Linked DNA regions of Homo sapiens: regions 2 and 3 are each linked to region 1. The links are chromatin contacts, found by Hi-C or POLR2A ChIA-PET in ENCODE. All regions are on one chromosome and are shown on one strand. Each heading gives the region's core, a stretch centred on a gene start or an enhancer-like site at or near the end of the contact. The rest is flanking DNA. Distances are from core to core; before and after follow the strand shown.

Region 1 (3,997 bases), core at 686-3,185:
TCCCCGCCAGCACCCTCTTTGGGGAGCAGGAACTTAATCTGCTGACAGAGCTACACCTTTCATAACAGGCTCAGATCACTCAGCTCCCTGTGACCTTTGTATTCACCCAGGCTTCCTTCTCAGTAGCTCTAGCTGGGGGAGGTGTCAGCTGGGCCCCTCCTGTGCTATCTCCCCAGAGGACATCCCTGACTCCACCCCTTTCTTCCTCCCAAACTCTGCACCTCTTCCTCAGCTGCTCCAGACCGGCCAGGGTAACCAGCTAACCATGCCTGGCATCTGGAAGCCAGCAGGCCAGAGGGTGGCCCAAAGGCTGATGAACGGTAGGGAAGGGTGAGCAGATTCCTATGTTGGTGGGCACCAATATTCCAAGGGCAGCTCTCTTTGCTGAATGAGGGCCTTCTCGTGAGGTACTGACAACACCAGCAACTCGAGAGCTGGGAAACTCAAGGAGGAGGAAGAAAATCAAAACCACCCTACTCCCTGGGGTGAGGAAAGAACAGGAGGGGAGGAGGAGGAGTGTGCTCTGCACTTGCCTTGCTCCAGGATGGGGTGGCAGCAGAGGAATGTCACAGGTCAGCAGCCTAGGCCTCCAGCTATAAATAGTCCGGAGGGCCCGAGAGGCTCCCGCCCGTCCAGCAGGGCTGTCAGCTTCCTGTGTGGCAGCACCTGGCACACTGGCTCTGGCCAGCATTATGCTAAAACCCTGTTACTCTCCAATGAACCAGGGAGGCGGGCTCCTCTCTGCGCCTATCCCTTGAGAATTCTGTCTTACCAGTGAAGGGTGGGGCTGCCCAGATCAGGCAGCAGGAGTGAGGGGCACAGTCACCCCAGGCCTTGCTGAGCCCAGGTCTGGGTACTGAGTGTCCAGAGCTGCCTCCCCAGGAGGTTAAGGTGGGGGCAAAGGGGAAGCTTCAAGCACTTTGCCTACTTTTGTTCACTCCCCAGTGCACTGTGACTCAGGCCTTCCCATCAGGCCTATTTGTCTACCCAATAAAGCGTGTTTTTTCCAGAAACAAGAAGAGTTGGGAGAGGGAGCTTCAGTGCATGTGGCAGTGCGTGTGCTGGCGCGTATCATTGCACGTATGTTTTCCCTCTTACCGTAGGAAAAATGAAAAAAGAAATCCCTCCTCCATAATCGCAGCTACTCCAGGGGTCAGCGGCGGTGCCCACTCAGTCCCCATCCCTCTCTCTCCCCTCCCGCCAGCGCCCCCTCCCGCCCTCGCCGCAAGCTGGCCCCGGCCTTGCCGGCCCTTCTTAGGGGCTTTATCATGCCTCCTGCAAGAATAGAGATCACACACGGGACGGAAACGTTAGACTCTCATCCCTTGTGCCCATTCCTTGGTCACGGGCCAAGCTGCCGCATCCTTAGCGGTCCAGGCATCGCGGTGCCCCTCGGGCCCCTACCTGGACTAGGCCCACAGCCGGGCTCTAGGGGGCGCGCGATCCACCTCCAGAAGGCCGGCTGCGAAAATCTACCCAGCTACTGGCGACGTCACCGCACCGTAGGCTGAGGATTGGCTGACTCTGATTTAGCATCCTAAAACTTCCGGTTCCAGAGCTTGGCTCGCCAAAGACCCTCCCTCGAGGGAGAGAAACCACAGCCCCCAGAATTCAGCGGGCCTCTCCGAGAGCACGGCGCGTCTGAGGATGCGTAGTAAGGATAACGGGCCCGGAAGCCGGAAGTTCAAAGCCGGCCTCCAGCCAGAGTGACGGCCTGCGCGGACTCCCGCCTTAGTGGGCGGAGTTGTGCCGCGTCTGATGCGCAGTTCCCTTTATAGCGCGGCAAGCCGAATCCTAGAGGCTAACCCGGCAGGTGGGAGGGAGAAAGTTGCTTTCTGCACCAATAGCTGAGGCGTTCAGGGTTGTCCAGGGACGCTACCCTCACGTGTCTGGTTCCGAGTGCTGCGTTCGGCTGTGCTGGGAAGTTGCGTAGACAGTGGCCTCGAGACCCTGCCTGCCTGAGGAGGCCTCGGTTGGATGCGAAGGAGCTGCAGCATCCAGGTACGCTGCCGGCTAGGGCCGAGCAGGGGCTGCCAGTCCCACTGCCTGCGCGCCCACCTGGGCCAGTCTCCGCTTGCCGCGTCCTCCCATCCCCTAGTCTGCAGGCCTGGTGCCCTTGAATTCACCCGCTTCTGTTGCGTTGCGGACCGCGAGCTGCACTGCTTCCTGCCCAAGCCCAAGCTCCTCGCAGCAGTAGGTCAGTCTTGCTAGAGCTCAGCGCTAATCCTGTCAAACCTCGACTCCTGCCTGGCGTCTCGACCCTCCACGCTCCAACTCTGCCTCTTCCTTGCTCTATAGACCTCTGCGTCCTGATAAGTGGCTCTCCGGGGCACCCTTCGTGCATATCGGCTATCCAGCTCCACCTCTTGACCGCTTTCACTTCCTGGAATGCTCTCACTGCTCCTCTTCTCCAGGCCATCCTTCTAAAAAGACAGTTCCACTCCCACCCCGATTCCCACCCCTACACCTTTCTGCTAAGTTTTCTCAAGCCCCCACCCTGTCTTTGAGCTGTTGTCTCTGAACTCTCACAGTGCCTCTCCATGAGACCATAAGCTCCTGTATGACAGAAGCCATGTTCTTTTTAGCGGCCTCCGTAGCATGATGTACGTTATGTTATGTTATGTTATGTTATGTTATGTTATGTTATTTTGAGACAGGGTCTTGCTTTGTCGCTCAGGCTGCAGGTGTGCGCCACCACGCCCGGGTAATTTTTAAAAAAAGGTTTTTTTTTTGTTGTTGTTGTTGTTGTTTTTAAATAGAGAAAAGGTCTCCCTATGTTGCCCAACCTGGTCTCCAACTCCTGAGCTCAAGCCATCCTCCCGCCTCGGCCTCCCAAAGTGTTGGGATTACCGGCGTGAGCCACCGTACCCGGCCGATGTACTACTCTCTAAGTGCCAAACAAAAAGTAGATAAAAGATGATGGATACCTTAAAAGCCCTGAGTTGACCACTATGCAGTGTATGCATGTAACAAAATCGCACTTCTACCCATACGTTTACGCAATTTTTTTTTTTTTTTTTTGAGACGGAGTCTTGCTCTGTCGCCCAGGCTGGGGTCCCGTGGCGGGATCTCGGCTCACTACAAGCTCCGCCTTCCGGGTTCATGCCATTCTCCTGCCTCAGCCTCCAGAGTAGCTGGGACTACAGGTGCCCGCCACCACGCCCGGCTAATTTTTTGTGTTTTTAGTAGAGATGGGGTTTCACTGTGTTAGCCAGGATGGTCTCGATATCCTGACCTCGTGATCCACCCGCCTCGGCCTCCCAAAGTGCTGGGATTACAGGCGTGAGCCACTGTACCCGGCCGTTATTTTATTTATTTATTTATTTGTTTGTTATTTTATTTATTTTTTTGAGACGGAGTCTCGCCCTGTCGCCCAGGCTGGAGTACAGTGGCGCGATCTCGGCTCACTGCAACCTCCGCCTCCCGGGTTCAAATGATTCTCCTGTCTCAGCCTCCTGAGTAGCTGGGATTACAGGCATGTGCCACCATGCCTGGCTAATTTTTGTATTTTTAGTCAAGACAGGGTTTTATCATATTGGCCAAGATGGTCTCGAACTCCTGACCTCAGGTTATCAGCCCACTTCTGCCTCCCAAAGTACTGAGATTACAGGTGGCTCACGCCCAGCCTTTTTTTTTTCTTTATTATCATTATTATTATTATTTTTAGAGACACAGTCTTGCTCTGCAAGTGCAGGGCCGTGATCACAGCTCACTGCAGCCCCAAACTCGTTGGCTCAGGCAAGCCTCCCACCCAAACCTCCCTAGTAGCTGGGACTGCAGGTGCATGTCACCACACCCAGCTATGGTTCTCAATTTTTATTCTAGCCTAACACACTGGAAAGATACAGTACACCTCCATCAGTGGCAGTGACTTGATTCAGCAGTGGTTTTCAACCAGGAAGGGGGATGTAGTTAAATGAAAAAAAAAAAAAAAAAAACAGGTGTTTCTGGAATTTTTTTTTTTTTGAGGGGTGGAGTTTCACTCGTTGCCCAGGCT
Region 2 (3,997 bases), core at 619-3,118, 3.4 Mb after region 1:
CCAGGCTCTCACCTCGGGGGCTCCGCGGCCGCAGCACAAAAGGCGGCGCTGCTGCAGCTCCGCTCCGGATGCTGCTCCCGCCTCCTCCTCCTTCTCCTCCTCCTTCCCTCCTCCCCCCGCTGCCCTCCACCGGACCCGGGGCGCTGTCACAGGCGATGCTCGTGCGGTGTCCGGATGCACGGGTGTCAGCTTCAGCTTTCTGCCCCCACCCCCCGACCCCTAGCCCCGTCCCTGCTCGGCTTGAACTCCCGCTCCTTCCAGGGCCCCCGCCCCTGGCCCCCCGGGACGGACACGCCCTGAGCGGGGGATGCTGCGATGGAGCCGCCGGCCTCTTAAAGGAGCCCGCTGCTGCCATCCGGCGCGCTCCAGGCTCGTACCTGGCCCGCCTGGGCCCCGCGCCTCCCTGCTGGCGGTGTCCTATGGAGGTCCCACCTCAGGCCTCAGGCTGATTCCACAGGAACCCCCTATGACCCGTCTTATAGACTCCTTTCTACATCGGAGAGAGCAGCCCCTCAGTTGGGATCCCTAGCGCTCTGGCATTGCTCCCCCTATCATACCGATCTTGCCAGCTCTCCTTCCCTTGATTGTCACCACTCACTCCAATTTCACCCACTTGGAATTCACTCGGCTCTAGGCCCCATCCTCCTCCAGTGTTCCTGGATGACCCCTCATTATCATTTCAAGATTCCTCTGGACCTCCAACCCCGGCTCAGAGTAAGACATCTTTCTTGACCCCTTCTCAGAACACTCATTAGAACCTTTTTTTTTTTTAATGTGGTCTCTCCCTTTCTCTCTCCAAGGTCACAAGATTTCCCTCAGCCCAGTGGTTGTGCAACTTTGGGGGAGGAGGCAATGGGGCTCTAGGACTAAACAATGCGCGTCTGCTCAACACCCAGATCAGTTGATTAATCTTAGGCGGCCAAAATTCACTTTTGCTCTCTTCAGCTGAGAGACCCAAGACTCATGGAAGAGGGAACAAGACCACCAAGGTGCCTAGTCCTTCTAATCCTGTCGTCCCACATTACAGCCTGATTATCAGGCCCCAGAGGTTTCCTCGCCAGTTAAAGAGAGGTTCACTAGAGCGGTTCTAAAAAGGTTTCACAAAAGAAGCAACACCTGAAGGGAGGTGAAGGACGACCTAGGAAAAGGAAGCAAGTTCTGTGTCACGGAGGCCCAAGGGCAAGGGGCTTAGGCTGTGGGTTGAGGGGACTGTCTGAGACGGACTTAAACCTGCACCAGCTCCAGAGCCCTGCGGAAACAGAGATCGGTCCCCTCCGGCGTCTAGGTAAGGCCCACCCTCCCAGACCGCAAAGAGCCAGGATCCGACGGCAGCCTCTCCGGACCAATCACAACCTTCCTTCATCAAGGAGGCGGGGTCGGGGGGGGCTGACTTTTCCTTGTCTCCGCCCCTTTAGTCGAAGTAACCAATCTCAGTGCACCTAGGGGAAGTAATCGCAATGGGAGTAACCAATGACGCCATGAAGCTTCTCGTGCGTGCTTGACCCTGCCTCTCCAGCTGCGACACAGATGGCGCGCGGGCTCTTGGGTTCTGTAGTTTTCTCGCGATCCAAAAGGCTCCGTGCCCAAGTGAGTCCTTACCGCCTCCCTACCCAGCGGCTTCCCCTCCGCTAGTACGCATGTCCACAGCTTCACGGACCGGGAGAGAGGGGGCGCGGAAGGAAGGAGGCGGGACGGTATTACAAACAAAAAAATACGGCCTTCTCGAGAAGCGACGGCGGAGGGCCCGCTCCTCCCAGAAGGCGGTGCAGCCTGCCCGGGCGAGCCACGCACGCAGAGGGTTGTGGGGCGGATAGCTCCCCTCCAGATGGAGGCTCACGAAGTAGGGTGGGCGGGGGACTCCATATCCCAGCGTGCCCCGCGGCGGGCCCTACCGGCCGCGACTCCGGGCTTGGCCCCGGCCCTAGCTCGTCGGCTGTGTATTGGGGCGCGTGGAGGCTGCAGTCACGGTGGCGCCCGCGGGGACGGAGGAGGGAATGAGTGAAGAGGAGCAAGGCTCCGGCACTACCACGGGCTGCGGGCTGCCTAGGTGAGCCGTCTCGTACCGATTCCTTCAGGGCGAAAAGCGTGGGGCCGTGCGGAGGGAGTAGCGGCGCGGCCCCAGCATGCACCTGGCCTGAGGGTTGTTCCCGGCAAGCACTGGGGCAGTGGGCAGTGGTTCCCGGCGTGCACCGGGGCAGTGGCTGCTGCCTCCAGCTCTAAATAGTTTGGGGTTGGCCCGGTTCCCAGACTGCACTGGAACACTGGGCTTTATGCCCCCACATTCAGTGCATTTGGTGGGTACTGGGTTCCTGGCTTGCACTGTGTCAGGGGGTATGCACTTTCAACCTGCATTGGGGCACAGGATCGTGCCCACCTTAACTGAGGCAGGAGCAATGCATTCTTCCCCCCTTGCTTTGGGGTAGTGGGCCCTACTTTTCCAGCCTGCACCTCCACTTGGAACCCAGCCAATGGATGCTAGACTGTCTGGGGTTCCTTGGACCCTATGTCCCCCATAATGTGCCTAGGTCTGGTATGGAAGTGCTTGGCTAGGTGGGTGCAGAGAGGGGAGGTGTGATGTGGGTCTGTGCCCCTTCCCCCAGTATAGAGCAAATGCTGGCCGCCAACCCAGGCAAGACCCCGATCAGCCTTCTGCAGGAGTATGGGACCAGAATAGGGAAGACGCCTGTGTACGACCTTCTCAAAGCCGAGGGCCAAGCCCACCAGCCTAATTTCACCTTCCGGGTCACCGTTGGCGACACCAGCTGCACTGGTGAGGAAGGCTTGGGCAGCCTGGCTGGGGTGTGCATTTGCAGGTCCCCATGGCTTTGTTTCTTGGAGTCTCTCTCTTCACAGTCCTTTTCTCCAAGGCCAGTGAGGGAAGGAGAGATTTCAGGGGAAAAGCTACTGACTGGATTGGGAGAACAGGGCTGTAAGAAGGTGGGTAGGACGTGGGAGAGTTAGAGGAGCGAGCAGGACTCCCACAGTGATCTGGCAGATCCCCATCACCCTAGAGGAAAAGTAAGAGAAGATAACTGAAATCCCAGTGGAGTATTTGGGGGAGTGAGTGCCTGGCGTGCTGGGCTCTGTTCCCGGTGCTTAACCAAATTCCCGTTTAATTTTAAACCTCAGTCTAACCAATGATTGTAGGTGGTAGTATCCGCCCCCCCGACTCCTCCCCCCGCCCGCCCATGTTGAATATGAGGAAACTGAGTGTTTGAGATAGTAAATGGCTGGTGCATGGTCACATGCCTAGTATGTGGCAGAGTGGGGCTTTTACTCCAGAGCCTACCCTCTCTTATTCCAGCTCTCTGTATTTATTGAGGGAAAAGAAAGTGCTTTGCAAAGGAAATTAAAGCATTTGCGCTCAGAAGTCCACCCAAGGCGTTTGAGCTCAGAAGTCCTGCTTGGCATGGCTTAATTCTGGAAGCTAACGGAAAGATAAGGGCTCTTCCTTCCAGCAATTAGTGAAACACTTCCAGTCTTCAGCAGGGGGAGGTTGGTCAGAAGGGGCTTGATTGATTCCCTCTGGCTACGAGGAGAGAGGCTGTGGGATGCTGGTTTCTTTCCCGTCCTTTCAGTGACCTCCAGTATTGCCCATGCCCCCTCTCTCAGGTCAGGGCCCCAGCAAGAAGGCAGCCAAGCACAAGGCAGCTGAGGTGGCCCTCAAACACCTCAAAGGGGGGAGCATGCTGGAGCCGGCCCTGGAGGACAGCAGGTGAGGGAGGAACCGAGGCATCCCAGAAGCCCTTCAAGGAACCCAGGCCCTGCACCACCCACTCTGCCCCGAGGCCTGGCCAGGTGACACTTAGCCACCCTGACCTGGCCTCTTCCTGAGAGTCCCTCTGGACCTGAACAGGGTTTTCCAGGGCTTCTGCTGCTATGAAGAATTCTTGGGGTGGAGGGGTTGGTTAGCCCCATAGAGGGGTTGTGGCAGTAGGTTGGGGCCTGGGTTAGGGAGGGAGAGGGGTAGAGGCTTGAGGCTAAAGGGAGTTACTCC
Region 3 (3,997 bases), core at 442-2,941, 3.3 Mb after region 1:
CAAGAATTTATAGAAAACTTTTGGTGGAACTATTCTGGGTTGGAATCTAACACTACAACTCATTTGCTTTGTGACCTTGGGTAAGTCACTTCTCAGCCTAAATGTCTTCACTTATAAAATACATAATATAGCTGATACTTAATAAAATCTTCCTTTTAAGGATGACATGGAATACTAACTGCCTCCCTGACTTAGGCACCTAACACGGTAGGCAGTCAGCAATCACTTCACCTTTTTACCTGTTTAAAGCAGCAGAGGCCTCAGTTCTTACCTTCAAAGGGCTTAAAATAGTTTAGGAGAATTCACATTTTAAAACATAAGAACATATAAGCAGGTGACAACATATAAGATACAAATACTGAAGGACATGACCTCATCGTGTCATTGACAAGCTATTAAGGCCGGCTCCACCAAAACACGGATAAAGAGGAGGCCAGAAATCCAGGTGCCTGCAGTAAAGTTTCTTAACCTTCGTGATTGCAAAAAGCTGGAGCTCAGCTATCTTGCTTTATGCATAGGCGGTATTTACTATTAAGGGGGAAAAAATGGAAGTGACTTATCCGCACTTTAGCCTCAAGGCTTGAAAAGTTAACCAGTCGTTTAAGTGGTTAGCGCCTTTGTCTGGGGGAACTTAATAAAATCGCGTTTTCTGGAGTCTCACGGAGACTCTGCATATTGGTCAGCTCAGTATTAACTTATTCGGTGAGTGCTGTCACCAGATCTCGTCCCGCCTGCATTCCCAGGGCTTGCAGCGACATTGAGGCATCTGCCCGCCTGTCCGACCACCCGGGAGGGGGGTAAGATTTGAGAGGTACTTTATAGGGGCAGTTAAATGAAGACGCAAACAAGTCCTAGTGTTGATGCGGAACTGCGCGCCGAATGCCTTGGCTCTGACACCTGTTGAGCTGCAGGACTCCGCTAAAGCGTCCCACCTAATGACTGTAACAACGTCCCCTGAGGAGGGCCAATATGGCGACGGTCTCCTCTTGGCATAGCCCTCTTCCCTCCCTCATGATGGGCAGCTCCAGTAACGCCCATTGGCTAACTAGGAGGCGGTGCCAGGCCTACTTCGTCCCCTCATTGGATTGAATAACTGAGGGAGCCGCCAATTCTCCTCTGCCACTCCAAGTTTCCGCCCTCAGTTAATTCGGCGTTTAATTGGCTTTTAGTTCACGTCAATATGCGTCCTTTCCTGTCTCTTTTCAGTCTAACTCCAATCATAACGTTCCTGGCTGCCCGCCTGATTTCTGATTGGTTTTAATCAGCTTCATCCTCTCCTATTCCTGCCTACTTCTTACCTCTCCGCCCACTAGGATTTTGCCCAAGCATATCCCGGATTCTGGTTGGCCGTTGTTCTGTCATTCCTATCAAAGCTTTGCCTATCCCTACGTCTCAGGGAGCCCGCCTGCCGGTTGACTGGTTTCCTTCCAAGCCAATCATCTCCAGCTCCCGCCCATCTTCACTTCCTGCATCCTTCATTGGCTTTTAACACTGAGAGGGCGGTCTTTTTAGGCGGACACCAGGCACGCAACTTAGTCTCACACGCCTTGGAGAGCAAGCGAGTCTTGCCATTGGATAATTCCACCGTCTTTCTTCTGCAAGTCCCTCCTTTCCCCCTCCCTCATTGGGCGGGGCAGCAGAGAAGGGGCGGGGCCTAGGTTGGGCTTGTGGCGCGCTGCTCCCTCCTCCTTACCCCCCCCTCCCTGTCCGGTCCGGGTTCGCTTGCCTCGTCAGCGTCCGCGTTTTTCCCGGCCCCCCCCAACCCCCCCGGACAGGACCCCCTTGAGCTTGTCCCTCAGCTGCCACCATGAGCGGTAAGGATGAGTCCACTCCAAGCTTAGGGGTGGGAGGCGAGTGAGGGGGCGCGCGCGAGGGCCGACCGGGCGATCCCCGCCGTGAAGCGGGGGCGGGCGGGAGGCGGCGGCGGCGGCGGCCTAGGTCCCGCCCGGGGCGGAGGGAAGGGAGGGAGACGGGGCAGTGGCGGGGCCTCCGAGGAGGAGGGGGATGGGCCGCCCGCCCCGGGGGAGGGGGCAGCGTGGCCTCGCCCGCCCCCTGCCCGCCCCGGCCACGGGGGACGGGCCTTACCCCCCACTACTCGGCCGCCCGCCTGAGGCTCCTCCCGCCGGGGGCTGGAGCCGCGGGGGCGGCCCGAGCAGCGAAGGCCCCGCCCGGGCCAACCGCCTGCCTGGTCCGCCCTCTGGTCGCCGCCTGCTCCAAGGCCCTCCTCCCCCCACTTTCCGTAGATTTCCCTTCCCCCCCGCCCCCCACCGTCCCGCCCTTTCCACGCCCCTCACCCCGAAACCGCCCTTTCCCTCAGGGCCCGCCCTCCGCCCCGAAACCTTCTGACTACTAACCTGTAGATCCCTTTAGTTCCTTAGCAGTATTCACAAATGTTTTTCTACTCACACTTTTTACTTCTTTTTCCCCTCTCGTTACTTTTCACACTTGGATTTTTGTTTGTCTTTTTTTTTTTTTTTTTTTTTGAGACGGAGTTTTCGCTCTTGTTACCCAGACTGGAATGCAATGGTGCGATCTCGGCTCACTGCAACCTCTGCCTCCCGGATTCAGGCGATTCTCCTGCCTCAGCCTCCGGGAGTAGCTGGAATTACAGGCATGCGCCACCACACCCGGCTAATTTTGTATTTTTAGTAGAGACAGGGTTTCTCCATGTTGGTCAGGCTGGTCTCAAAACTCCCGACCCCAGGTGATCTGCCTGCCTCCGCCTCCCAAAGTAATGGGATTACAGGCGTGACCACCGCGCCTGGCCTCTCCATCTCTTTTAAACTTAATTTTAGCAAGCTTTCCATGCACCCACATGTTGTTTTATGCCTTACCTGTCCTTTTCCTTTTTTTCCCTTAGGATACTTTTTCTTATTTAGAAACTCTCACCATGCCTACCGTCCTTCACATTTCCTATCCCCAAAGCACTTTTTGAATGTTTTCTTAGTTTAATTTTGTACAAGGGAGAATTAAGGCCCACTTTTGGCACATTGAACCTAGTTCATGTCCTGCATGCCCTGCAGCTCCCCTCTGCCCTCCAATCCATTTTCTTTATACTGGTGGCTTTCGCCTTCCTGTTAGTCATTGCTATTTCATCATAGCCTCCTTTTATCCTTCCTACTTCATTTCTTTTCTTCCCTCAAGTTTACGTTGTTTGTTTTTTAATTATTTTAGACCAAGATCACTCCATGGATGAAATGACAGCTGTGGTGAAAATTGAAAAAGGAGTTGGTGGCAATAATGGGGGCAATGGTAATGGTGGTGGTGCCTTTTCACAGGCTCGAAGTAGCAGCACAGGCAGTAGCAGCAGCACTGGAGGAGGAGGGCAGGTAAGTGATAATCATAGAGTGGGGAAGGTGTTGAGAAGATGTAAATATTCTTAGATAATTGCCTTACTCTTCACAGAAAGCGTTTTAGGGAGAGACTAAACCATTTTATAGATAAGGAAGTAAGAGAATGGAGATCCCCAAAGACAAAGGAGTTTCAGCAATACAGATAGGTCAGCTTTTTGTTTCTGTTTTTTGCTCCTTGTCTGCACTACGTTGCTGTTTATTTGTTGTATACTGCCCCCTAGGCTGGCAGCTGGGTGTCACTAACTCCTTTCCTCTCCCTTATTTTCGGCCAGGAGTCCCAGCCATCCCCTTTGGCTCTGCTGGCAGCAACTTGCAGCAGAATTGAGTCACCCAATGAGAACAGCAACAACTCCCAGGGCCCGAGTCAGTCAGGGGGAACAGGTGAGCTTGACCTCACAGCCACACAACTTTCACAGGGTGCCAATGGCTGGCAGATCATCTCTTCCTCCTCTGGGGCTACCCCTACCTCAAAGGAACAGAGTGGCAGCAGTACCAATGGCAGCAATGGCAGTGAGTCTTCCAAGAATCGCACAGTCTCTGGTGGGCAGTATGTTGTGGCTGCCGCTCCCAACTTACAGAACCAGCAAGTTCTGACAGGACTACCTGGAGTGATGCCTAATATTCAGTATCAAGTAATCCCACAG

The links. A loop is a pair of places that touch in the nucleus more often than their neighbours do. ChIA-PET counts read pairs that join two places held with the same protein, here RNA polymerase II (POLR2A). Pooled maps may share reads with other maps.
Region 2: a loop to region 1 is called in a map of B cell, with 24 times the contacts of the local background. The contact joins the promoter of TARBP2 here to the promoter of COX14 in region 1. A Hi-C loop is called at or near these places in 1 of 168 maps with a recorded cell type or tissue (B cell) and 5 of 50 pooled maps. POLR2A ChIA-PET finds 5 or more read pairs at or near these places in 1 of 52 experiments (CD4-positive, alpha-beta T cell).
Region 3: a loop to region 1 is called in a pooled map, with 37 times the contacts of the local background. The contact joins the promoter of SP1 here to the promoter of COX14 in region 1. A Hi-C loop is called at or near these places in 9 of 50 pooled maps. POLR2A ChIA-PET finds 5 or more read pairs at or near these places in 2 of 52 experiments (CD4-positive, alpha-beta T cell and GM10248).

Annotation. Positions count from the first base shown.
Region 1 is chr12:50,110,301-50,114,297 of GRCh38, forward strand. COX14 (cytochrome c oxidase assembly factor COX14) reads left to right here and starts at 1,936. Exons shown (of 2, transcript NM_032901.4): 1 at 1,936-2,001. It overlaps GPD1 (glycerol-3-phosphate dehydrogenase 1), which reads left to right. Exons shown (of 8, transcript NM_005276.4): 8 at 1-1,013. RefSeq lists enhancers at 1,376-1,425, 1,486-1,745, 1,966-2,205, 2,216-2,265.
Region 2 is chr12:53,499,415-53,503,411 of GRCh38, forward strand. TARBP2 (TARBP2 subunit of RISC loading complex) reads left to right here and starts at 1,869. Exons shown (of 9, transcript NM_134323.2): 1 at 1,869-2,047; 2 at 2,601-2,770; 3 at 3,613-3,715. The coding sequence starts at 1,995. MAP3K12 (mitogen-activated protein kinase kinase kinase 12) reads right to left here and starts at 44. Exons shown (of 14, transcript NM_001193511.2): 1 at 13-44. RefSeq lists a silencer at 161-410 and an enhancer at 1,504-1,803.
Region 3 is chr12:53,378,485-53,382,481 of GRCh38, forward strand. It overlaps SP1 (Sp1 transcription factor), which reads left to right and starts at 1,692. Exons shown (of 6, transcript NM_138473.3): 1 at 1,692-1,814; 2 at 3,175-3,329; 3 at 3,626-3,997. The coding sequence starts at 1,808. RefSeq lists enhancers at 785-1,285, 1,189-1,488, 1,321-1,615, 2,466-3,224, 3,637-3,886 and a silencer at 1,729-2,358.